2 separate regions of the Homo sapiens genome follow, and region 1 is linked to region 2. A link is a loop called in an ENCODE intact Hi-C map of the cell type or tissue named here. Cell type or tissue: MCF 10A. All regions are shown on one strand. Each heading gives the region's core, and the rest is flanking DNA. Links, peaks and the distances in the headings are about the cores only.

The links. A loop is a pair of places that touch in the nucleus more often than their neighbours do. Peaks named below come from ENCODE experiments on the same cell type or tissue, not always from the same donor. Only the 100,000 strongest peaks of a DNase experiment are listed, where the experiment ranks them.
Region 1: it touches region 2 in a loop (9-fold over the local background); 6 of 110 quality-filtered maps call a loop at or near these places.

What each region holds. Positions count from the first base shown.
Region 1 is chr11:92,880,183-92,892,771 of GRCh38, reverse strand. It overlaps FAT3 (FAT atypical cadherin 3), which reads right to left. Exons shown (of 28, transcript NM_001367949.2): 23 at 11,888-12,041; 24 at 9,379-10,034; 25 at 5,659-5,772; 26 at 3,524-3,583; 27 at 2,881-2,916; 28 at 1-2,281. The coding sequence ends at 1,659. Among named protein-coding and RNA genes, the nearest start is that of LINC02746, 29 kb to the left of the region's middle. RefSeq lists an enhancer at 3,089-4,288 and a silencer at 6,115-6,409. In MCF 10A, for the core only: a CTCF peak has its summit at 6,274; a DNase peak (open chromatin) is centred at 6,291.
Region 2 is chr11:92,550,529-92,563,117 of GRCh38, reverse strand. All of the region lies in intron 3 of FAT3 (FAT atypical cadherin 3), which reads right to left. Among named protein-coding and RNA genes, the nearest start is that of FAT3, 330 kb to the right of the region's middle. RefSeq lists enhancers at 11,803-12,377, 12,378-12,589. In MCF 10A, for the core only: no CTCF peak of the experiment used is centred there; a DNase peak (open chromatin) is centred at 6,487.

The sequences.
Region 1 (12,589 bases), core at 3,041-11,040, 330 kb before region 2:
AAAACAGAGGTAAGTTCTGGAAAATTATAACAAAATACTGTTTTTAAAAAGCACAGTTTTGGGCTGGGCACGGTGGCTCATGCCTGTAATCCCAGCACTTTGGGAGGCCACGGCAGGTGGATTACGAGGTCAGGAGTTTGAGACCAGCCTGGCCAACATGGTGAAACCCCATCTCTACTAAAAATACAAAAAATTAGCCAGGCGTGGTGGCACACACCTGTAACCCCAGCAACCTGGGAGGCTGAGGCAGGAGAATCGCTTGAACCCAGGAGGTGGAGATTGCAGTGAGCTGAGATCATGCCATTGCACTCTAGCCTGGGTGACAGAGCAAGACTCTGTCTTGAGAAAAAAAAAAAAAAGCACAATTTTGCTTTATTGGCAGTACCAAAATAAAGTTAACTGAACCAGAGTAAAATATGGCATTTGATGTTTCTCTAACACCATAGAGATCAGAGAAATTGAAAGGTATGCCATGCTCGCCGGCAGAATTTTCAACATGGTCCATTTCCCAAAACCTTCACATTAGCTTTCCTCAAGAGCAGCCTTACTGAGTGCAAGCACATATTTGTACATAGGCCCAGACACACACACACTATTATAATTTATACACAATAACTAGTCTACTTTCCTCTTTTCTTAACATAATTGTATTTATAATGGTGATGCTACCGATTTAGAATAACAGACACCTTTCCTCTGCATTATGAAGAATTGTGATTATCTAGGCCGCAAACTTTGAAGGTATCGTTTTTTCTTTTTTCCCCCCTGAATTTGTGAGTTTTGCTTAAACTTCTAAAAATATCTAATTGTAGAGAAGCTATATGAACAAAGCCAACTTCTGTAGCAATGTTAGATTTACCAACTGGAATATTTACCAGAAAACACAAAACCAACCAGATAATCACATTCTTTCTAATGTTCAAACAACTTTAACTTCCTCCCCCACCCACCAAATGGAACCCAAAAAGCCTCATGTTGCTCTTCATTGATACCTTTCTTGAAGATCATAAAACCCAACTATATTAGATTGGATGCTTAACACAAACAAACAGAAATAACTGAGCATACTAAACATGTTATTCAAGCCTAATTTTATAGCTGAAAATTGGGCAGCTTATCAAAAAAATAGAGTTGATTTAAAAGGCTTCAGCCCATTTTCTGGTTTGTTTAATAATATTTGTTTCTCTTCTCTTTCGCCTAAGAGACTAACTTTTCCAACAATCATTACTACTATTTTCATTTCATTGGCTCAAAATTACATGCAACAATGCCTCTTTGATTGTTGCCAGTTTTTAATACTGCAAGGACTGATGCTGTAACACTTTCCAGGGCACAATACTGCACAAAGCCATACAAGACTGGCTGTATAACTTAGTGGGTGAAATAATTTTTCCCTCTTTGCATTTTTAGCTGTGAACATAGGTACCTACATCAAGGATTACCAGTCACCTCTCAAAAACAATTTCTGAGCCTTTCATTTTCACCCAACTGGAATCAAGCTTGCTTGTTGGGACAGTATGACTTGTGAAGAAGTTTCTAGTGGAAAAATACAGTATTCCCTTCTCATTCCACAGACAATGCTCCACTGGGACAGAAGCCCAGCCAATCTGCTTCCACTTTTCTGTAACAAACAGGGTGAAGTACCCAAGATGTGATGTCTACACTTGAGTCTGATGCTGAGTCTCCACAAAGGGAATGTGAAGGCTGGCGAGGCTGAGCTCTCCCACGCTCTCGTAGTCACTCATGGCTACTTCGGAATCGTCAAAGCCGCAGTTGGCAGACACATCCGAGGATGAGGTGCCTCTGGAATTGTGCAAGGACAGAGACACGCTGTCTGCTGGGCCTGTGGGCTCTGTGCCCTGGTTCATGCTCACAGCAAAAGTACTAAATTCACAGCTGGCAGGCGGGCCCACCAAATCCGTTTCGTTGGGGAATGGGTGAGGAGGGAGATACTGGCTAGGATGAAACTGGGGCCTTCTCCTGCAGTCTGGGCTCAGTGTGCTGGCCAGGGAGACAGGCTGGGAGGGTGGCAGGGCCTCATATTGGTCTGGGAAGTCCTCCGGGAGAGGAGGAGGCAGCTGGTCCTGACTCAAGAACTCCTCTTCATGAGGGGGTGGGTATTCACTGTCAATGTCATAACCACCCAGGTAGTAATCGCTCTCCAGCTCCCGTGTGCTCCCCTGGTGTGCAGACCCTCCATCCTGGTTCTCATAGTTGGGCACTTCCTCTATGTCCGACAGGCGGGCCCCTGGCATCCAATCAGAGGTGTCCCAGTGATAGGCTGCAAGAGAAAAACCATGACAGTTAATTTCCTCTAGACTGGAGTTGGTGCTTTGCTGGGAAAGGAGCAGGGAAGGGACCTGACATGCAATTTTTAGCATCCAAGAAACCCTAAGAAGCTTATTACAAGGGTCTATGGGGCCAGCCATGCTTTGGCCTGCGGACAACAAGGTGATGGCAACTCTGACAGGTTGATGCCTGGTTGCTGCAGAGCCTCACACTCAGCCATGCCATGAGACGAAGAGCGAGGGCACGCCGAGGAGACAGTTCCAGGACCCCTGAGTACTGTCCCCACTCCCTCTTCCTAGACACATGCTATTGCAGAGCCAGACTGGCAACATGCTTGCAGAGAGGTCCATCAGCTGTGCTGTGGACCACAGGAGGCAGGAAGGCGTGCAGGCAAATGGGTGAAACACACGCACAGAGGATGAGGCTAGGAGGGGAATGCTGGTGGAGCTTTCACCTCCAATACTGAGCGCACGAGACACCTGAGACATGCAAAATTCAGATCAGGGCAGAGGCACAGGAACAGGGTAAGAATGAACTCAGCAATTCAAAACAAACACACAAAAAGTTATGCTAGGGTTGCGGCACAGTCACCTCGGTTGTAGTTCTGTCCTTGGTCCATGACAGACACTGTTTAAATACAAAGTGAAAAGTAAAACTGACAGTCCAAACCATGTGAAGAGGGATAAAACAGAACATTTGAGATGACTTTTAAAAACATACTCCTAAAGGCCTGTGGGCTACGACTAAGTTTAGCCTTTTTTATTTCTTCCCATTGTTATTTAGGGAAAAAACAAAGCAAAACAAAACAGATAAATCACATTTATGCCAGGCCCTAATTTTATTAAGTTACTAATAAAAGTTACGTGGTTGAAATAAGTATCCATAATATTGCAGCTGTGAATGATTTCTTAAGGATTCCCAGCTCATAATAGGTGCTCAATGAACACATGTTGAATATAAAGATAAATTTAGTATTAATCTGGATTGCAACTAATTGGGTGCTCTTTTCTTGAAAGGGATTTTATAAAGAGGGTACCTTATATATTTTTTACAAATTATGAACTGGGTTTTTTTTTTTTCAAAATTTTAAAACAGATCCATAAATATCCCACATCTCATCAGAAACCAGCTGTTTATTGCCCCCTCTGTGGCCAATCCATTAAAATCACTCCTAGTCCAAAGTAACAAGGAAGCAAAATTTCAAGAAATGCTATGGAAGAAAAAAAGTAAATACCTTCATTCTCTATAGTGTCAACTACATTGTTGACAAGCTGAATGACAGTCACTATGGAGGCTTGTGGTCAGGAAAAGAAGTCGGAGGTAGGGGAAGGACAGCTTCAGGTTAGTTGTATATTTTAAACACACCTTATTTTAACAACAACAACAACAGCAACAATGAAGGTGCGGCATGCAAACACCCAAAGCCTCCCCACAATCTGTTAGGAAGTGTATCAGTGGACACCTTTATCTAGAGGGTCCCGGGATTTGTGGAATGGAAGATAAATGGCAGCAAATCCAATGCCAGTCCTCCTGAAAGGCAGGATAGGTCATGATTGCTGAGTCATAAAGTCACCCCTCATGACTCAGCAAAATCAATTTAGGAAGGCAGTGGCTCATCAAGCTCTTGCTAATTTATCGTTAACAACTCCCAAAGGCTCTCAGAGGAAGACCTCACTATTTCCGGGGATAATTATTTGTTGGTCAGTCATGCTGCTCTGAACCAAATGCCAGTGATAGAGGATAACCTTTGCAGGGTTGATGGCTTCACGGTCACATAATGCCACTGACAGCCCAGAACGACCCAAGGCCTAGCTCCCACCAGTAAAGTGTGGACAGAAGTCAGCATTTGGCCTCTCGAATAATTAGAATAGAGAAGGAGATATCTGTGGTCTATATGGGTTGCCTTAATGCTCAGTACAAAGGCTTGTGGAGAGGTGATCAGGCTTAAAACCAATTTGATGAAAGTTCCTAACACCACCTGCCTCATTTGGGACCAACTTGGAAGGTTAACCCTAAAAGGGCAAGAGTGTGATCCTCAGGGTGCACACAGCAGAGCCCATGAGAACAGTTAACCAGGCATCATTGTTGGAGCTGCTGCCTGGACTCTGGACTCTATATTCTTAGGTATTTCTATATAAAGTGCAAACTAGCCACAGCTTTTCTTCTGGCTAGGGAGGAGGAAAAGAGGATACATCAAGGCAGACAGATCTGGGAGTGTGTCTTTGACCTTCCGATAATGGTCAGAAAAAGTCCACTGTTAGGTGATTTGTTGTCCCAGTAGATAGATACACTGAAGGCATCTGCACTTCTCAGAAGTGCCATCATTTGAAAGTGGTGATGAAAATAGGCTCTTTTACTTCCATGATTGCTTCTATGGTCTTGGAGCTCACCTGTTTCTGTATTTGCCTTGAAGACAAGGGCTATGCCTTTCTCATTTTGTACTCTGGGAAAAGGACTCAGCACATGCAAAAAATTCAGCAAGGATTTATAGATTGAATGATTACATAAATTAATAAGTATCCATTTGTTGCTAGTTGCTGACAAATGGGAAAATGACCTAAGGTAAGGCTGCTTGTCTCTGTGGATGACTGTTTGAAATTATTCTTAGTTTACCCAGCACGTTGAAAACACTCACTGTTTTATGACTGTTCCTGCTTCCCTCCCCTGCCCTGGGGAGAACAACCCATCCTCCGAAGCTGGTTCCTCAGCTCAGAAAACCCAGTCCAACATTAGCACCCTCTCCATAAGCATAAGTTCACAAGAGGTAGAGGTAGCAGCTTTGGAGTGTCAACAAAGTCTGTGAACCACGAGAAATTGCATGCAACATTTTGGGTGTATGTGCATTTTTCTAAGGAGCTGCTTCACAGTTTTTAATAAATTCTCCAACAGCCCATAACCCAAATGATTACAAGGGGGATTCAATTGAATGAAGATTCCACTGGTTCTATAAGAAGGTTTTTGTCTCTGAACTAATTTCTAATGACGGGGATGTTGGATGTACAGTGAAGAGGGAAGAGATCATTGGTAAAATAAAAAAAGAAAGAAATTACTCTGTCTGCTAGAGAATATCATTTGGGATGAAGTAGTTCCACCACAAACCAAATAAAAGAGGACTCACTACTGGAGGCCCAGGGTAACTACATCAACCCCTGATACAGATCTCTGGGCCTGCTCACAGCTACAGCTCAATGGGGGCTCCTTTGGCAATGACACCCAACAATGGAGTAAACCAGGGACCTGGTGAACACGCTCAAAAGCCCATGAACAGGTTGAGAAACAAAGCCAGTTGCACCACCCTCCTCCCAACCATGGTCTTCCAGAACAGGAAGCAGAACCCACCCGCTCCGAACAAATCTGATGACTTCTTACCATTGTCGTCACCAGAATCTGACTGGAAGGAGCTGAGGGACTGAACTTCAGAGTTGCTGCCTTTATTACTACCTGCAAAGCAGGTCACTTCTCCCGGGTCATCAACCCCTTTGTCTTCATGGACAGTGAAAGAGAAAGCAGAAATTACACTGGTTACCTTGTGCCTATTTCCAGTCCCACCCACCCCTCTCAGCTAGTTCACTTCTCGAGGCACTTTCATTTGCTTAGAGAAAATAATTTAGCTCCACAGTAGAAAATTGACTGTGCCACTGGGGGCAAAGTTCTGTCAATCAAGTGATTTACATTATGGATTCGAAACCCTTAGCCCATAGTAAATGAGCTTCCAAACAGCTGACAGCCAAAAGTGGCTGTTTCTTCCTCGAAGTGAAGCAACTGAGTGAAGAGTGAAATGAGGATGAAGTGGCTGCATTGCTCTTTGCCATTCAGAGTTAATTTACATCATTTACATGAACTGATGAGGTGTCAACACCAGGTTAAATGAGATAACTTTTAAAATGGGGTATAAATATTTTATAGGCAAGAATGCCTTTACATTTATCCTAACTTCCATCTCTGGACAGTAAGTGGAATTTTCAGCTTTGCCTCCTAGAGGGCAGCATTGTATCATTTTTGGGAGTGACCATGTTCTGCACCCTGTGTCAGGTAGGAGGGCTGGCAGTGGTGTGGATATGCCCTTAACCACATATGTCCTCCTTCTTTACCGTACAAAGACAGTCAGAAACACACAGATGCACATGCGTGCACACACACACACACACACACACCAGGGCTACTTTCTTATTTGATGGACTAAAGGAAGCAATAAAAACAGCCTATATCTTGAGGTTGCCAAGTGCAAAATGAATTAGTAGCCCAGAAATTGTCTCACCAGCTAACTCTGCCTTGCTTAACAAAGAAGGAAATGTATTCAATACAACCCAACAATACTTTGGGGGGAAATGTGAGTTTTGGCCTGAGGTGAATTCTGGAAATAAAGCTGTCACATCAGCAAGGAGTGAGGGCAGTGATCACCAGGAAGAGCTGCAAATCATCATGTAACGCAATGGTACAAAGAGATACAGACTTGTGATTAAAGGAACATTTGTTCCTCTCCGTGGCCACAGAAATCACGTTTCTTCCAAAAAGGGTGGTGTCAGGAACAGGCATGGTGGCTCTGCATCTGCTGTCAGAGGCTGAGGCCACAGGAGTTGGCTAAACGACCGATGTAAGTGGAGAGATATGCCAGGGAGACATTCACCTCCTAACAGCCATGTTGCAGAAAATATGACGATGAGCTTCAGAAAACCACAAGGTGTGCACAAGCTTAGCCCTGAACACAAGGAAGGAAATGACAAATAATCCACTCTGGTGAATGAAGTGCTGAGCATAAAACTCCTTTCTCCACTCCTTCATTTATTAACTCCCCCCTTTTTTATTGCTAAATAAAAAAGAGCCTATTAGCTAGTGGATTGGCAAGATTATAGTGGAGTCTAACTCAACAGATAATTTGAGAGGGAGTATATTTATGGCTGAAATTCAAGGGCAACTGCTTAAAATACATGTGTCTACAGAAAGACAATCAGCAGATAGCAAGTTGGGGCAGCACTAGAATAGAAAGAATTCATTCTTGGCCCTCTGTTATCACCAAGAAATCCTCTTCCTCTAATACCGCTCACCCTCCTTCCTGCCAAAGCTCCCAAGAACAGTGCTGGTAAGAGCACAGGTTTTAATCCTAACTTCTCCTTTTGCTAGTTAGGTGCCTTCAGGTGCGTATTTCACCCATTGAAGGGAGTTTTTTCCTCCGTGGAATGATGGCCTGGTAATGGTACCAACATGGGGGCACTATGATGGTTTAAGGAGATGATGCAACACACAGCAGTGTGCTTCACATTCACCTGCTGCCCTGACTTTCTCATCAAACCTCTTGGTTCTCAACCCTTGCATTCTGGCTTCTGCCTTGATGGCTCTACTGAGAAGCTCTTGAGATGCTGACTCCTCTCGTCATCAGGCTCACTATACATCTATTTTAGCCTGTGTCCTCCTTGGCGGTTTCACAGCATTCAACACTGATGACCTTACTGACATTCTCTTGGCTTCTGCACAAGGGTCCTCTCCTTTTCCCTCCTCTTTCTTTGTTGGCAAGTGTTTGTCTCCTTGCCTGGCTTCTCCCCTTCTGCCCAAAGCCCACATGTAGTCATCTCCAGGGTTCTTTTGGAGGCCTGGTTTGACCATCCTCTCTGTTCTTGTTCCCTTGGTGAGTTCACCCTCCTACAGAGTCCACCATCCTACATGCAGATGTTGTTCAAACTTTCACTTCTAACCTTGACCTCTCACCTGAACAACAGAGCCAGACATCTCTCGGGTAACCCTTTACTTGTCCTCTACACTGAGCTGCTTCCTGTTCCTGGGAGGGCATCTCCAAAGTGTCCTACTGAAATCTTACTCATGCTTAAAGATATCAGTAGGAATATCCCCTTCCTCCATGAAGAAAACCTTTATCTCCCTGGCTGCCCATGGTCTCTAGCTCCATCTGAAAACTTCCTGTTTCCTCCTTCTCCCTCAGCATATGCCACAGTGCTATAACCATAGCCTTCTAGGCTACCTAGGACACAGCTGCTACTGCGATACAAAGCCATTTGTCCTGATGAAGTTATAGGTTACAGCAAAGCTTCCTTTAGTCTCCTTGTGATGGACACTACAGCAGGGAAAACAATCTCTCACAGAGATGTTCACAGAGAGTACCTTACTGGCCCTCTGCTTTCTTCCCTTTTTGGGAAGAAAGCCTGTTCAATTTCTTCTCCTAGGATCAGCCAGAGCCAGCTTTAAAAAATGTAAATTATCATGCCAGTCACTTACTTAAAAACCTGCAATAGTGCTGCTGTTAAAATGTATCCGTTCTCTGGTGCTCAGCAAGCTCCAACTGCACCGACCTCCTCTGTGTTCTTCTACACACCAAGCTCCTTCCCACCCCAGGACTTTTGCACCTGTGGCTCTTCCCTGTGCCTAGAATGTTGCTGTGTGAGGCCAAGTGAAGAGGCAAACACCTCCATCTGGCCCAGACCACCTTTCTGCCTTGTGGATCCCCCTCTTGTTTCATGGTCTCTACATTCCAGCCAAGAAGAAATGACTTGCTTTTCTTCTGATCACATGGGTCCCCCTACGGTGGAATATCCTCCTTTCCCCAGACTCTTTAACTCATCATGGTCCAATTGAAGTGTCCCTCTGCTTCTCTCAAGTCTTCATTCTAAGACTGGAAATACTCTCTTCTTCCAGCCTTCCAGAGCACACTTCTGGACATCACTCAAGTGGCTTTTTGCACTTTGTACATAGGCCCAGACACACACACACTATTATAATTTATACACAATAACTAGTATACTTTCTTCTTTTCTTTTGCACTTTGACCAGTGGCCCGCTATTGTGAGAAGAGGATGGGTTTTGGAGCCTGGAAGACTTGAGTTGGGGTACTGACTGCCTCTTACTAGCTGCCTCACCTTGGGCTCATGATGTTACCCTCTCTGAGCTTCATTTCTCCCATCTGTAAATGGGAACCAGAACCAGGACAATTTTCCAGAGCTGGTGTGCACATTCGACATCAGCACATGTCATAGCGAATGCTCTGCATGCGGGGTCTCTCTCCCTTCCCGTAGCGTCCTCGCACAGCGCCCCTGCAGGTTCCCTGTAAGCACCGAGGGGTGAGCATTACCACTTCCTACTCACTCTCAGTTCCCGCGTCCCAGCCATTCTTCCGGATGGAGTCGCAGTCGGAGCGGCAGGGTGACACGGCGGGGAGGTTGGGGGCCACACTGCACACGACCACGCCCCGCCGGGCTGTCAGGATGCGGGGCGACTCAGGGTGAAACGTGGTCATTTCCTGGTGCTCGCCTCCCAGCCCGTCCACGATCTTATCCAGGTTGCTCCTGGAGTCACTCTGGAAGCAGGGTGTGTAGGCCATGGGGCGCACGGGGACCTGCGGGGGCCCCACCTCCTGGTAGACGTTGCGGCCGTCCCCACTGCCGCGCAGGTTCCGGAACGGGATGCCATTGCTCTTGTTAAGCAGGGCGGCGGTGGCCGGGTCCTGCACTAGCGTGATGTTGTTGCGGGAGTAGTTCTTGCGGAAGACCTTCTTGCGGAAGACTATGAAGAGAACCACCAGGATGAAGATGACGAAGAGGACCACGGCGATGCCGATGAGCTCCTCCTTCCCCACGTAGGAGTGGCCAGCCTGGATATTGGGTACCACCACGGGGCGCAGCCCGCAGTACTGGCCCACGTAGCCCGGCGTGCAGTTGCAGAGGAAGGAGCCGAACACGTTCACGCAGGAGCCTCCGTTCTCACACTCCTCTCGTTCGCACTCATTGATGTCCTCCTCACACCTGCGGCGACACAGAAGCCCCTCCCCACCGTCAGGACCAGTGCACACACGTTGGTATACGGGAACTCGAGAAAACACAGACATCTTTAAAAGAAAACGATGCACCTAAAGGGTACAGATGAAGCAGGACAAAGATGGTTGGTGGGGGGGGGGAGGGGGAGTTAATTTAGGCATTTCTGTGGCCACTGTGGTCCCCAAGTCATCACCTTGCCTTAAGGTGTTCCTCCCAACCCAATCTCTCCCAGGTCTTCCTTTCCTACCTGGGTTGGGGGAAAGGAAGAGACTGAGGTGGGAGAGGAGAGGAGGAGAAAGAGAAAGAATAACAGATGCTATTGAAAAGGTACTGGACTCCAAATCCGCGGGAGCAGATGCATCTCAGAATTTAAAATTGTGCAGTTTTAGCAAGGACATGCAGCACATATCTTTCACATTATGTAAAATACTCCTCCCCCTCACAGAAATTGGTGCTGGCCGTAGTATCCCATAATCAAAAATACCAGTGTTTCTGCAGTGAAACATATGGATATTCACACTAAATGAGAGAAATAAAGAGTAGAAAGAGCCTCAAAACAGTTTTGAACAGGTTTTGCCACCAAATTAGTTTGCCACTAACATACTCCAAACCCTTTAAGTTCTCAGAGCTTTTGGGATTGTAGAATTGCAGACAAAGAGCTGTGAATCTATATATCGGTTATAGGTTTTCCCCAGAGGAAAGTCTTTGGTTCTGACATTTTCCTCTAATGGCTACAGTAATTTTTGGTCCCTCTGGGAAGCTGGGGGCTGCAGGTGGGTGGGTGAAGGGCTACATGTCTTCAACATTCTGTGCTTATGTTAAAGGCTAATACTCATGTAGATTTTCAGGAAGAATGACTAAAGCATTCTAATGAAAAATAATTAAATCAATTTTATTCTCTTTAAAGCAATCCATGACTCACTTTGAGTATAATTATAAGGCAAGTGTTTCAGTCTTATTCTTTCTTAGCTTAGTATTATTTGAGAACATAGACCTTCTTTTTCACTTTTCTCTATTTCAGCAATTTTTCTGATATTTAAAAGGTCCAATCACCTATATTTTTGGTAATCTACCTTTTAAAATGTAGCCAAACGAAACCTAATTTGAACAGATAGAGGTGAGGACAGCCGGAAATTAGTCAGAATCACAGAGTATTTAAAAATAAATGCCGCTTTATTACTTTAAATTACATCCAACGATTCAAAATCAGTTAAGTATTTCCTGGTAAAGTCCTCGGGAGATTTGCTCTAATGAATAAGTAAGACTGATCTGTAATTAGAATATCACTTGCTTGAGATTACATACATATACTTCTAAAACGATCAAGGATGGCTGAAAGTGGCATTTTACTAGGAATTTAAAACGGTCTCTTTCCTTTTGGCAAATATTTAATTTTGTTTCTTTCTTATGAAAGAAAGGTTTGCAAAGGGAAGGTAAGTTTCAGTATCTCAGAATGATCAAAAAACAATAGGCCGTAGAGTCCAGTTAATGGATTCTGCGGAAATGGGTAGTATGTCTGCCTCCGAATTATAATAGAAATATTAGGTGGCCTAGATGACTTTCTTTTCTCCCTAGTTACAGACTACATAGTAATCATACACAATTTTGAAGGTATAGGGAAACATAAAGTAGAAAATATGAATTACTCATGACCCTACTACCCAGAGATAATTCCTATTAACATTTTAGTCACCTGTAAGCACTCCTTATACGTATCGTGCAGATGTTAACCCTTTGCCTGTACTATTAGTGGTAAATATTTTACCCTCATTAGTTGTTTACTGGTTTGTTGTAGCAATAAAGAACAGTGTAGAGAAAGACACTTATGTAATCTCACTTACGTGACTCCAGTGAGCCCAGCTTTACAATTGCAGATGAAAGTGTTTCCTATTGGATCGCAGGATCCTCCATTCCGGCAGGGGTTTGGGAAGCAGGCTGTAATCTCAGATTCACAGTTTCTCCCCGTAAACTGTGAGAGACAGGTACACTGATAGCCTGGGGAAACAGAGGACCTCATGAGCCATGGATGCCACTGCTAGGGCTGAGTGCTTGGACTCAGCTATAACATGTCCTCCTAATTCTTTGTTGAACCGTATAATAGGAAGGGCCCAAATTCCAAAGGTGGTTAGCAAATTGATTGCTTGAAACATCTTGCCACAAAAATGCCAAGTTACAGTTGGGATTTCCTGCTAGCCCACAAAAATTCACCTAATTAACCACATACATGAATGCTAGTGAGAACTGTAAGACCCACCCAAGGGACAGATTTCAAGAGCAGAACCCAAGATGGGGAGGAAGATGTTTTCTCCCCGGCACTATTACTGCACAAGGCAGATGCCTCCAGACAGGAGTGGTTTACTATTGATACCATGCTACCTCTTTTCCTGAGTCACTGTCCTATCTCGTGTGCCCCTTCTCCTTAGCCAAGTACTGAAATCCCACCCAGAGAGGGAATGAGGGGAGAGCAGGTAAAAGGATATTTGTCAACTCAAATGAACCCCAGATTGGCAAAGGCACAGGGAAATGGAAGGAATTCCAGCCTT
Region 2 (12,589 bases), core at 1,565-9,564:
AGAAATAACAGGCAGAAGCCACATTCTCCAGCTCTTTCTAAATTTGGCCCCAAATTCAAAGCTGTTCAAAAAATTTTTTTCAATTCATATGTACTATAGCACTATATGATGGTTAATTTTATGCATCAACTTGAGTGGGCTAAAGGGTGCCCAGATAGCTGGTAAAAACATTATTTCTAGGTGTGTCTGTGAGGGTGTTTCTAGAAGAGATTAGCGTTTTAATTAGTAGACTGAATAATAATCCACCCTCACCTGTGTGAGTGGACAGCATCCAATCTGTTGAGGGCCAGATATAAGAAAAATCCAGGCAAATTTTCTCTCACTCTATTTTCTTTAACTGAAACATCAACATCTTCTCCTATCCTTAGACATCAGAGTTTATGGTTCTTGGGCCTTCAAACTCCAGGAATTATAACAGAGTCCCTTATGCCCCTGCCCTTCACCCTCTAGTTCTTAGGCCTTCTGACTCTAACTGAATTGCACCATCAGCTTTCCTGGTTTTCCAGCTTGCAGATAGCATATCATGGGACTTCTTATCCTCCATCATTGTGTGAGCCAATTCCCATAATAAATCTCCTCATATATATACTATTCATTCTGTTTCTCTGGAGAACCCTGACCTATACACATTGTGAGATAGTATATCCACTTTACAGGTAAGAAGACTGAGGCTCAGCAAGGTTAAGAAATTTACATCAGAGTAACTGGGAGAACATGAAATAAAATCCGTACGTATTTATCTTGGCCTTCTATATGCAAGGGAAAATACGTGAGAAACAGAATGTAGAGAAAGAGAGAGAGAAGATAGGATAGCTTCCATAAGGAATTTCCCATTCTATATGGTAGGAAGTATTGTATATGATACAAATAGGAGGTATTGTATATGAATATAAATATAAATTGCATATGAATATAAACACCCAAGTACTGATTCATATATGTAAAAACTGAATGTTTGTTACTGAAGGGCTTAAAAGTGATAATCAGAGTTAAGGAAAGTCAGGAAAGGGATTAGTGAATACTGCCTGTGGGGAGGTGAAACCATCCAGAAAACAGCAAAGAGGTAGAAAGTAACAATGACCCTAGGCAGGGAATTTAATTACCCACTTTAATGAATAAATGTAGACACAAATACTCCTACTTCATGAGCAGGAGACGTTCTTATTTATTGTTTAAAATTATCCAAATGGTAGGCCAGGCATGGTGGTTCACGCCTGTAATCCCAGCACTTTGGGAGGCTGAGATGGGTGGATCACTTGAGGCCAGGTGTTCGAGATCAGCGTGGCCAACATGATGAAACCCTGTCTCTACTAAAAATACAAAAATTAGCTGGGTGTGGTGGTGCACGCCTGCAATCCCAGATACTTGGGAGGCTGAGGCAGGAGAATTGCTTGAACCCTGGAGGTGGAGGCTGCAGTGAGCCAAGATTGTGCCACTGCACTCCAGCCTGGGGGACAGAGCGAGACTCCGTCTCAAAAATAAATAAATAAATAAATAAATGATAAATAAATAAATAGATAATAAAAGAATCAAAATGTTGATGCCAGTTTGAAACAAACCAATACTCCCTCTGAGAAAACGAAAGAAGGAAGTCACAAGAAGTACGAAAGACAAGATTTTTTATGGGAACAAAGTCCTATATGTAAAGAAATATATTTCAGTACTCTCAAGTATTTTCAAATGCTTAGACTTTTATGGAAATTTTATGAATATTAAACAAATAATTGACTTTTCTTTGTATAAATGTCACACTTTCCTTCAAACAGCTCTCAGAACATTATTAATACATAAGGTAGGTAAGCATCATAATGGAAGCATTTTGGGTAAACACACACACACACACACACACACACACACACACACACACGAAGTAGAAGGATCTGAGAGACTGTCAATACTGAAGGAATAGCTGTAAAAGTATCAGCCATGCTATATTCACTAGGGTACTGTGGTGACAAAAATGTCTGAAATTTGGAGAATTTTCCTTGCAAGTGCCTCAGACAGGCTATTAAGTAACTGAAAATTTTCTTTCCCACAGATAAGTGCTGCCTACCCAGCCTTAAATCACTTTTTAAACATTCTGTCAAAAAAGTTGTTAATATAAGAGAGTACCACATTGACAGGTATTCTTCCTTTTCTAAAAGCTTCTTTTGGCATTTTTAAAGTATGAAAAGTTTTTGCAGTAAATACTCTGGTATTTCTGCAGAAATACTTTTATAAGGCCAATTAGAGGGAACAATGGAATAACAGAAAAGAAGTATAGGATCAGATAAAACACAGAAGCTGAAATATCTGACTCATTCATAAACTGACCAATGAATAACAACAAAGTTCCAACCAGAGATCTGCCAGCACCTACAGTGAACAAAAATGATGTCTGATGAGCAGAATGAGGTATTTAGAAAGCCCAACACTAAAACTGAATGACACAAGTTTTTGTGATCATACACAGCATAAACAGAGTCTTTTTCTTTTTATTGTTTTAAATAGCCATGTGATCAAATTCCAAGATTCTACAACCAGAGAATATGCCCATATAAAGAAAAATATATCTTAGAACAACAAAAGTAAGAAGGAAAACACAGGGGTAAATTTTTGTGACCTTGGATTTGGCAATGGGCTGTTAGACGCAAAAGCAAAATCACAAGCAATACAAATAAAAAAAAAACCTAGACTTTATTAAAATTAAAATGAAAACCCATTGTTCTTCAAATGCCCCTATCAAGAAAGTAAAAGACAAGCCAAATATTTGTAAATCATATATCTGACACGGGTCTTCTATCTAGTACATATAAATAACTATTACAACTCACTAATAAGAAGAAAAATAGCTCAATTTTGAAGTACTTAAACAGACATTTCTCCAAAGAAGACATACCAATGACCTAAGAAGAACATGAAATGTTCAACATCATTGGCCATTAGGCAAATGTAAATCGAAATCACAATAAGATACCACTTAACATCCAGTATGATGGCTAAAAACAAAAAGTCAGATGAGTTTTAAGGAGTGTGTGGAAAAACTGAAATGCTCATAGACTGATAGTGGGATGTATAATGGTGCAGCCACTTTGGAAACCAGTAGGGAGGTTCCTCAAAAAATTAAACACGGAGTAGTAACCATATGCTCCAACAATTCTGTTCCTTGATATATTTGTAAGAAAAGTGAAAATATATATCTATACAAAACTTATATATATTCATATCCTTGTTTCTAATAGTCAAAAGACAGAAACAATCCAAACGTCCATCAGCTGATGAATGGATAAACAAAAGGTGATGTATGCATACAACATTCAGCCATAAAAAGAAATGAAATACTGATACACACAACACAAATGATCCTTAAAAACATTATGCTAAGTGAAAGAAACCAGTCACAAAAGACTATATGTTACGTGATTCCACTTACATGAAATTCATATGAAATGTCCAGCATAAGGGCTGGGCACAGTGGCTCATGCCTGTAATTCCAGTGCTTGGGAGGCAGAGGAAGAGGATCATTTGGGACCAGGAGATCAAGACCAGCTTGGGCAACATAGTGAGACTCTCAACTATTTAAAAAAGTAGCTGGGCATGGCGGTGCATGCCTATAGTCCCAGCTACTCAAGAGGCTGAGGCAGGGGTATCCCTTGAATCCAGGAGTTCGAGATTGCAGTGAGCTATGATCATGCCACTGCATTCCAGCCTGGGCAACAGAGCAAGACCCTGTTTCAAAAAAAAAAAAAAAAAAAGGAAAATAAGTAAACAATCACCCAGCATAAGAAATATATATAAAGAGAAAGTAGGTTAGTTGTTGCTTGGGGCTCAGGGCATAAGAGAGCTAAAGGGTATAAGGTTCTTTTTGAGGTGATATAAGTGTTCTAAAATACATTGTGGTGAAGGTTGCACAACTGAATATATCTAAAAACCATTGAACTGAACAATCTGAATAGGTGAATTGTATGGTATGTGAATGACATCTAATTAAACTGTTACCAAAAAAATACATGCACACACAAATAACAAAAAGCATGTTTTAAATACTATATTATCATAAATCTCAATTTCCTCACCTCTTAAATGGAGAATAGTAATAGCAACCTTATTGGTTGTTGTGACAATTAAGTAAGATGTATAGAAGGAACTTAGCAGGACACCTAGCATGTAACAGCGTTCCAAAGGATTTCTTTAAATCACTGCCAGAAGCCAGAAAATCATTCTGGCTCAGTGTTACTATGCACCAAAGACTTTTCACTGATATTAATACCCTCTAAAAATCCTCCTTGACCCACATTGAATGGGGCTCAGAGGTGAATGAAGGTAAAGAATTGGACCCCTGGAAGGGTTCCAAAAGTTAGCTCTTTGTCGCCGAGGAGTACAGTTTTCCAGCCAGGTGCAAAGCAGCTATTTGGAAAGGCTCCTGAAAAATACTTCTTTGGGTAATCAAAAATATAAAAACACTACACAAACAATTTTGTCCTTGTATTATTAATTACCTTTCGGGACAGAAATAAAACAAAACAAATTACCCCTGCTGAGTAGTATGATAACCAGAGACAGCACCAGATGAGCTAAGCCTGCTTCATGCCAGAGACAAATAGGGCTTGCTCAGTGCCAGAGATAAATTGGACAGCCTTATTTCCTACTAGAAATAACCATCACAATACTAAAGCAGGTTTTAAGTACTCAGCAGCTTAAACACACACGTGCATACACACACACACACACACACATAAACACAACACGTGCACATATGAATCTATCACATACCACACTCACACTTTGGCTTCTGAGACCACTTGAAAAGTAATTGAATGCTAGTTTAAGCAAGAGCTTATCTTCAGGAATGGAAAATTCCCTCTTACCTAAATAAACATTTTCTATAGTTACTAAAATAAATTCCTATCAGTGGTTTGTAATTAAGCTTCCTGGAATAAGCATCCTGACAACTAAGTGCCTCTGTGAGGACAGAAAGTACCCTCTGCTCTCCTGGGGATCACAGTCTTTTGCATGCCTGGCAAGCCCAGGACTTTCCTAAAGAAAGATGCGCTTTATAGGCTGATTCATATCTCTAAGCATGTCTCACAAACCAGGGGGCAGCAGCAAATGCCTGAATGTGATAACAGGAGATATCTAGCCTGGCCAAATAAAAGAAGCCACTCCAAAATAAGGCTCATATAATATGTGGCAAGAGCCTTCAGGCTCACATTTTGTCAAAGGCAATCCTGGTGAATCTTCACTCCAAATAAGTTAGCCCTCAGGAATAGAGGATTGGCTCTTTTATTTTCCTTATTAAATTCAGAACATTTCTAGGTTCCTAGTATATCATAGGCCAAGATTTCAGGACATTTTAAGACATCACAGGATTTCATTTTCCTCCCTTCCACATCAGGACAAAAGTGCAAGTTTTATCACCTCCACTAATGCTCAGGAATTTAAAGGCATCCTACAGTCTGACTGGGGCAGAGAGCTGCAGTCTATACCTGCAGCATGGCTGGATTCAGGTGGGGCACAGAATCTGATACAGAATTTATCAAGAATGGACCAACCTCATCTTGGGAAGGTCAGAGCTAAGGAGATCAGTGGCCTGGGGTTCAACTGGAGAGAAATCTGGCTGACTTCTGGCTTGAGAGTTGGTCACAGCAGTGGGGACATGGCGATACAATGTATGGAGCCACTGCACCACGAAATCTTGTCAGTCTAAGGTAAGTAATCTGAACAGCTCCTTGGAAAGGGATTCAACAAACTCTCTTTAAGTCTTTGCTTTATTACAAGTCATCAGCCCGGGCACAGTGGGAGTCACAGGTGCAGGGGAATCCTGGGAGACGGAAAGACCTGAGGTCACTTCTCTGGCTCCTATAACAGGGTGGTAGTGAGGTACCGTGAAGGTAATAAGCAGCATAATGGTAAGGCCAGGAAACTTACGTCAGATGGAGTCAACATCCTCCATAAAATCCGAACCAAGTTATTCTGCAGAAGGTGAAGATGGAGGAGGGGCTGTACAGGAAAGTAGAAAAGTTTCAAGTAGAAACAGGGAAGAATGCAATAGATAGCGAAAGAAAGATGAAAACTATGAAAAATGGGTTTGCCAAGCAGAAGTTAGAGACCAGTTACAAAGCTGAAAACAAGATATGAATGAGTTGATATGAATTCAACAAATATTCATTGAATCCCTACTCTAAGCCAGGTTTAGATCAGGGGCATAAACAAATGAGGCAGTGTCAGGAGCTCAGGGCAGAGCTGGGAGACAGATACGTAAATGGTACGTTACATTTTAGGGTGTTATGAGTGTTGTAATTGGGCAATCATGGAGCATTTTCGAGGAATAATATGTAATGGAGCTGATTAGCAATTCTGTGACCTTTTTCTCTCCTGTGGTGGGCTTGGCAGCCTAAAAAGAGCAGTTACAACCAAGGACTGCAGGGACCCAGAGTTACAGCATGATAAATTGCGTGTGGAAACTTAAGCATGTTCATGAAACAAAGGTTCCTTGTAGTATTCCAGCACCTTGGAGAGTACCGCGCTCAGTGTAGGGCCTCACAGATATTTCTGATATCAGAAGATGAACACATGAATTAATTAACAAATCACCACAGCTTTTCAATGGGTAGGGAGGCATGTAAACAGAAAAAGAGAACCAAAGGATTATGAGAATTCAGTGTCAGGAATAGGACTTGATAAAAACATACCATCTTTGCCAAGGAAATGGGCTGAAGAATAGAAATGACTTAGATGGAAATGACCCATGGAGGCATTGTAGGCACTGAGACAAATGGTGAGGGCAAGGACAGAGAGGATGACGGCAAGCAAGGCACAGGGCACGTGACTGGTGGGAAAACATCCAGGAGTCTGGTAGATAACAGCTAAAAGAATAGCAAAAATTTAAAAGAAGAGCCTGGATATAAGTCACCTTGAATCCTCTTCCTCCAGGTTATGCAGAACAGGAGAATAGCCTTTACTTGATATGGTTTCCAGAAAAGTGCAGCCCTCTACAGTAAACTGAGTTGGCTATGAGCAAACTCATAAAACAATCATCATAGCCAACATTTGTTGAGCACTTATTATGTCCCAGGTGCTGAATTAAGCACTGTTTCCTTCATGACCTCATATAACACTCACCGTAATCCACAATAAACAGTACTATTATCAGTCCTATTTTTAAACCGAGCAGACCGAGGCTGTTAAGGTTTATGCTTACCTTGCCTGGTCACAAGCCACTAGTGGCAGAGCTGGGATATAAATGCAAAATCACACTCTTAACCAATAGGCTATAGAAAGGAACGACATAATGTAAGGTCTGTGGTGAGTGTGGTAATTTTATGTGTGTTTGTGTGTTTTTCATTAAAAACACAGAACTGCATAAAAGCCTTGGAATGAGTCTGTGAATCCTGCTGATTCTGCCAATGACTGAGCAGGGCTCTGACCCAGTCTTGAGGAAGAAGAGTAGCTGCCAGGATTAGTCAACACAGGCCACTGCTTTCCTTGTCTGCTCAGACACAAGGCACAAAGGGGCAGTGATAAGAGAGCAAGTTCTCTGCTGAGCTTGGCTCTGGGTGTTAGCTGAAAAGGAAATGACCAGAAGGTGGCCTAGACACACCTGAATGAACAAACCAATACAAGCCTTAAAGAAAAACTAGATTTGGCCCAGGAGTTAGAGGTACGCAAACTGTTATCCCAGAGGGCACTTGGCTTAATAAAAAAGAAAAACATCTTCAAATAACCACAGCTTCCCATTTCAATTTAAAACTAATTTTAAGGCACACAGTTTAAGTTATTTCCAATGCAAAGTTACATAATATTACTACTAACCGTAACCAAAGGAAACATATTTTCTCATTTCCCACTCAGCTATTGAAATCGTTAATGCTGCAATACAATCCCTATTACATTATTGTAGTGACAATCACAGAATCGCAGCATCATCTCATCAAGTTATCTCATATTCCAGGAAGAGAACATTTTTCTCTGGGTTTGCAGTACCTGCAAATTTTCAATTGAAAGCACCAACTAGTCCTAGATATAATGGGAAAAAATTGAAACAAGAGTTGATTGGTGTGTATAGTGGGTGTGTGTGGTCTCAAAGCTTTTGTCATGACCATAGGATTGAAAACCATTGCTCTGTAGTAGTATTTTCTTCCTAAGATACTGGCAAATTAGCACAGTCAGACAAATGAATAAAATGATGCTGCTGGCGCTTTAATCCCCAGTGGCATCTTCTCTCGCAGATTATGAGCTTCAGTGCAGCAGACACGGCAGGATCAGAAGCTGCAGAGAAGATGCTTCACACTTCTGTAGTGACAAGCGCAGCAGTGCACATGGCCATCAAAGAGACTGGCAACAACGCACCATGACACAGATAGCACACGGTTCTTCATAAGGAAAGGAGACTTTGCCTGTAACCAGCATGTATGGGCAATAGACAATATAAGGCCTGGCACAAAAGCGGGGCAGAGAATATACTCCTGACTTTTACATTATGTTTAGAAGAAGTGAGATCAAAATTGGTATTAGAGTTAGGCTATAACTGCTACCAGCATTGATCTCATGCACTAAGCCAGGGGTTGCTCCCTACTTCTACAGTATCCCCTCTAGTAATGGCTTTGAAATAGACAGTTAATGCTGCCAACTCCTCCATTCTTTTTTTTTTTTTTTTTTTTTTTTTTTTTTTTTTTTTGAGATGGAGTCTCACTCTTTCGCCCAGGTTGGAGTGCAGTGGCGCAATCTCGGCTCACTGCAAGCTCCGCCTCCCAGGTTCACGCCATTCTCCTGCCTTAGCCTCCCAAGTAGCTGTGACTACAGGCACCTGCCACCACGCCTGGCTAATTTTTTCTATTTTTAGTAGAGACAGGGTTTCACCGTGTTAGCCAGGATGGTGTGGATCTCCTGACTTTGTGATCTGCCCGCCTCGGCCTCCCACAGTGCTGGGATTACAGGCATGAGCCACTGCGCCCGGCCTCCTCCATTCATTTTCTTTCTTCCCTGAACCAAATCCTATCCTGCCCTGCATCTCACAATAACAAAGAAACAGGGAGCTGGACACGGTGGCTCACACCTGTAATCCCAGCACTTTGGGAGTCTAAGGTGGGCAGATCACCTGAGGTCAGGAGTTCCAGACCAGCCTGGCCAACATGGTGAAATCCCGTCTCTACTAAAGATACAAACATTATCCAGGCATAAAAGTGGGCTCCTGTAATTCCAGCTACTTGGGAGGCTGAGGCAGGAGAACCACTTGAACCTGGTAGGCAGAGCTTGCAGTGAGCCGAAATTGCACCACTGCACTCCAGCCTGGGCAACAAGAGTGATACTCTGTCTCAAAAAAAAGAGAAAGAAAGAAAAAAGAAAGAAGGAAGGAAGGAAGGAGAAAGAAAGAGAGAAAGAGAGAGAGAAAGGGAGAAAGAAAGAAACAACGAAAAAGGAAGGAAGGAAGGAAGGAAGGAAGGAAGGAAGGAAGGAAGGAAGGGACGGAGATTCTAGAATTTATGTCTACAATTTTCCCATCAATGCTCCCTAGAGTTTAGGTCTGCTCCCAGTGTGGCCAAGGGCCCAAGGCCCAGGTTCCTTCATTGTTTTGCACAGAAACATCTGGTTTTAATGTGTACTACCAGCCTTCTCACATTCTAAAGTTGAACAGATGCCCGGTAACCTACAGAACCCAATGTCAGAACACACTAGCCATGAATTCCTTCTTTCTGGAAGAAACAGCCCTCCAAACTCTAAGCTCTTTGAAGCTAATACTTGTGCCTTATTCATCTTTGTATCTAATGAAGTAGAGATGTGAGATACATCTTTTGGCACTAAGCAGGAACTCTGCAAACATTTGTGATACCTGATATTGGGCTTATTATTACTTCAAAAAGAAAAGATAGAAAATATCTTATATATGAACAAGATGTGACCTTTGATCTAAGAGTAAAGAATTGATGTTTATAGTTGCAAAAATACAACTGGAATATTAATTTTTCGCAGCATTATTGTAAAAGGCCATAAGGTGGTGATATTACTCCTTGAAAAACCTGTTTTGTTTTTTTGGCTTAGGAATGAGAAGAAGCTGAAAAGTGCTCTTGTTTTTCTGTCTCTCAATTTCTTTTTTTTCTTTCTGTCTCTATCTTCCTCTATTTCCTTCCATATTTCCTCTATTTCCTTCCATATTTCCAATTCTTTTTTCTTTTCTTTTATTTTTTTTTGTTTGAACGTGTCTCACTCTGTCACCCAGGCTGGAGTGCAGTGGCACGATCTCGGCTCACTGCAACTTCCACCTCTGGGGTTCAAGCAATTCTCCTGCCTCAGACTCCCCTGTAGCTGGGATTACAGGCACGTGCCATCATGCCTGGCTAACAATTCTTTTTTTTTTTCTTTTTACTGTAAGTTTTTAAGATATTATGAAAGTGTCAGGGACCATGTTAGATAGTGCTAAACATAAACAGTAGGCATTACAGCAAAAATGTCAACAAATCCTGAGACTTTAAGATTAAAGGCTTTGTTATTTATCTTGTAAATAGCAGACCATGAACTTGAATTCAGAACTCAGTAATCTAAAAATCATAACTCATTTTACCATATGAACTCATTTTCATCTTTCCCTCTCTCTCAACAGAAAATGAATAAAGTACATTCCCTATTTTATTGGCAATAGTAAATATAAGTTCTAGCATACATTTTAAGAACCAAAAATAGAATATTTTTTGTTTCTTTCTCTATAAGATTTTGAAAAGTGAGCTTGTATTTACTAATATAATTCCCATTTAATATTTTCCATGTGAGTATGTGACTTTTACAAAGAGCACTCCAATCTAAATTATTTACAATTTATTTATTCACATTGTAATTCATTAAAAACACATCAAATCTTTATTTTAAGAGAGAAAGAATGTGTCTCTTTAAGTGACTTGTCCATGATTTTCTACTGTTATTCAATAACTGCTTGATGCTGAGAAGGCAGAAATTTTCATTTGAATTCTTGTATTTAAATTTTTACATCACTGGCTGCAACCACGGGGTATGGGCAATTTGTAATGTTAGCAATTTTTTAGATGCTGAATATTAAAATCTACTTTTGTATTTCAAGGATTATTTCTAATTACATGCACAATTGCTGATCCATCTGCCTACTACATAGATGTCTGTGGTTATATATGCTTGAATAATTATTGAAAATTAAATAACATCATAAACAGTCAAATTAATTTATCTGAGCATACCAAAGGCAGGAAGCCTGCTCTAGTATAAAACATTATTTGCCTGGAGAAACATAAAGACAGATTTATCTTATACACCAAATTTCTCACATTCTATTCTAACTTGATGGAGTTTTCTTTGTTTTTGTTTTTGTTTTCTTAAAGAAACCCGAAAGTTGAAACACAAAACACTTGAGAAGTATTATGGAATAGCAACACACCTTAGCTAGATGAGTAATTTAAAATTTTAGTCTAAATATATTTCACTGTCAAAATAAGTCCATAGTGTGTCTCCTCTAATAACATAACCAAGTACAGCTGTTTCAGTAAGAAATGGTTTCTTTGAATGTTTTAAGATAATACAGAATTGTAAAAGGAAAGATTCCTCACTTGTCTTCTATTTCTACAATAGCAGGAGTCATTGTAAAATACAGAAGGTTGAACTGCAGGGTCTATGAAAATTGAGTTAATCCAAATTTCAGCAGAAGGCTTGAAGAAAAGTTTATTGATGAGAAAACACACACACACACACACACACACACACACAAAACAAAAAAAACATGGGACCAAGATCACCTAGGCCCAAGTTGCAATCAGATGGAAGGCAGAGGAGAATGAGGCCCCATATTTTAAATGCAACCAAGATGGATAGACATTTACAGAATAGTTTTCCCAGAGTAGAGAGATTTAGAAAGCCCTAGAGAATGCAAGTTTGAACCTTGTATTTCTACTACAGGTTCTTTCAGAAGGTGAAATTCAGACAGGATCCAGATACCTGCTGTAATTGAGGTATTTGCTCACCTCCAATTGGTCTCTAACTAACCTTTGGAGCTCAGCCCTGCCTCACAGGGATCAGATCAGGGCTGTGAAGAATAATGGGTGGACAGGTATCAACACTCTGTCTGAGACTCAGCCTCATCTTGGCCAGATAGTTCAGAATACGGGGACTGGGCGATGCTTAAAGACTGAGGATGGTGTGATTTCAAGGTGATATCAATAAATCAAGAAGAAGAGGGCTTCCAAATCAAATTTAATACCCAAGGAAAGATTTGCATTTCAATATGGAAGGGCACTCCTTTTGCTAAGCACTTTAAAGACCCAAATATACCCATGCCAGGGACATTTTAGCATGAAGCCTATAAAGAAGTACACTTGCACACAAAACACTCTCTTTTAAAAAAAAAAAAAAAAGATAAATGTGGCAACCAGGTGAAAGGAACAAGGTAATTCTAAAAGTCCTAGCTTTCACTTGGCAGGAGATTTGGGTAATAGCTTGCCAATTGCTGGTAACTGCTGCCAAGTATGAGGACTGCTGTGCTCAAATTGCTGGCAATGGCCACCTATTGTTTGTGAATGACTGTCTTAGCAGGGGACTCTGCAGAGAGGCTACTCAGGTCAGCAGGGAGGAGGATTTGGCCAATACTCCCAGTGGT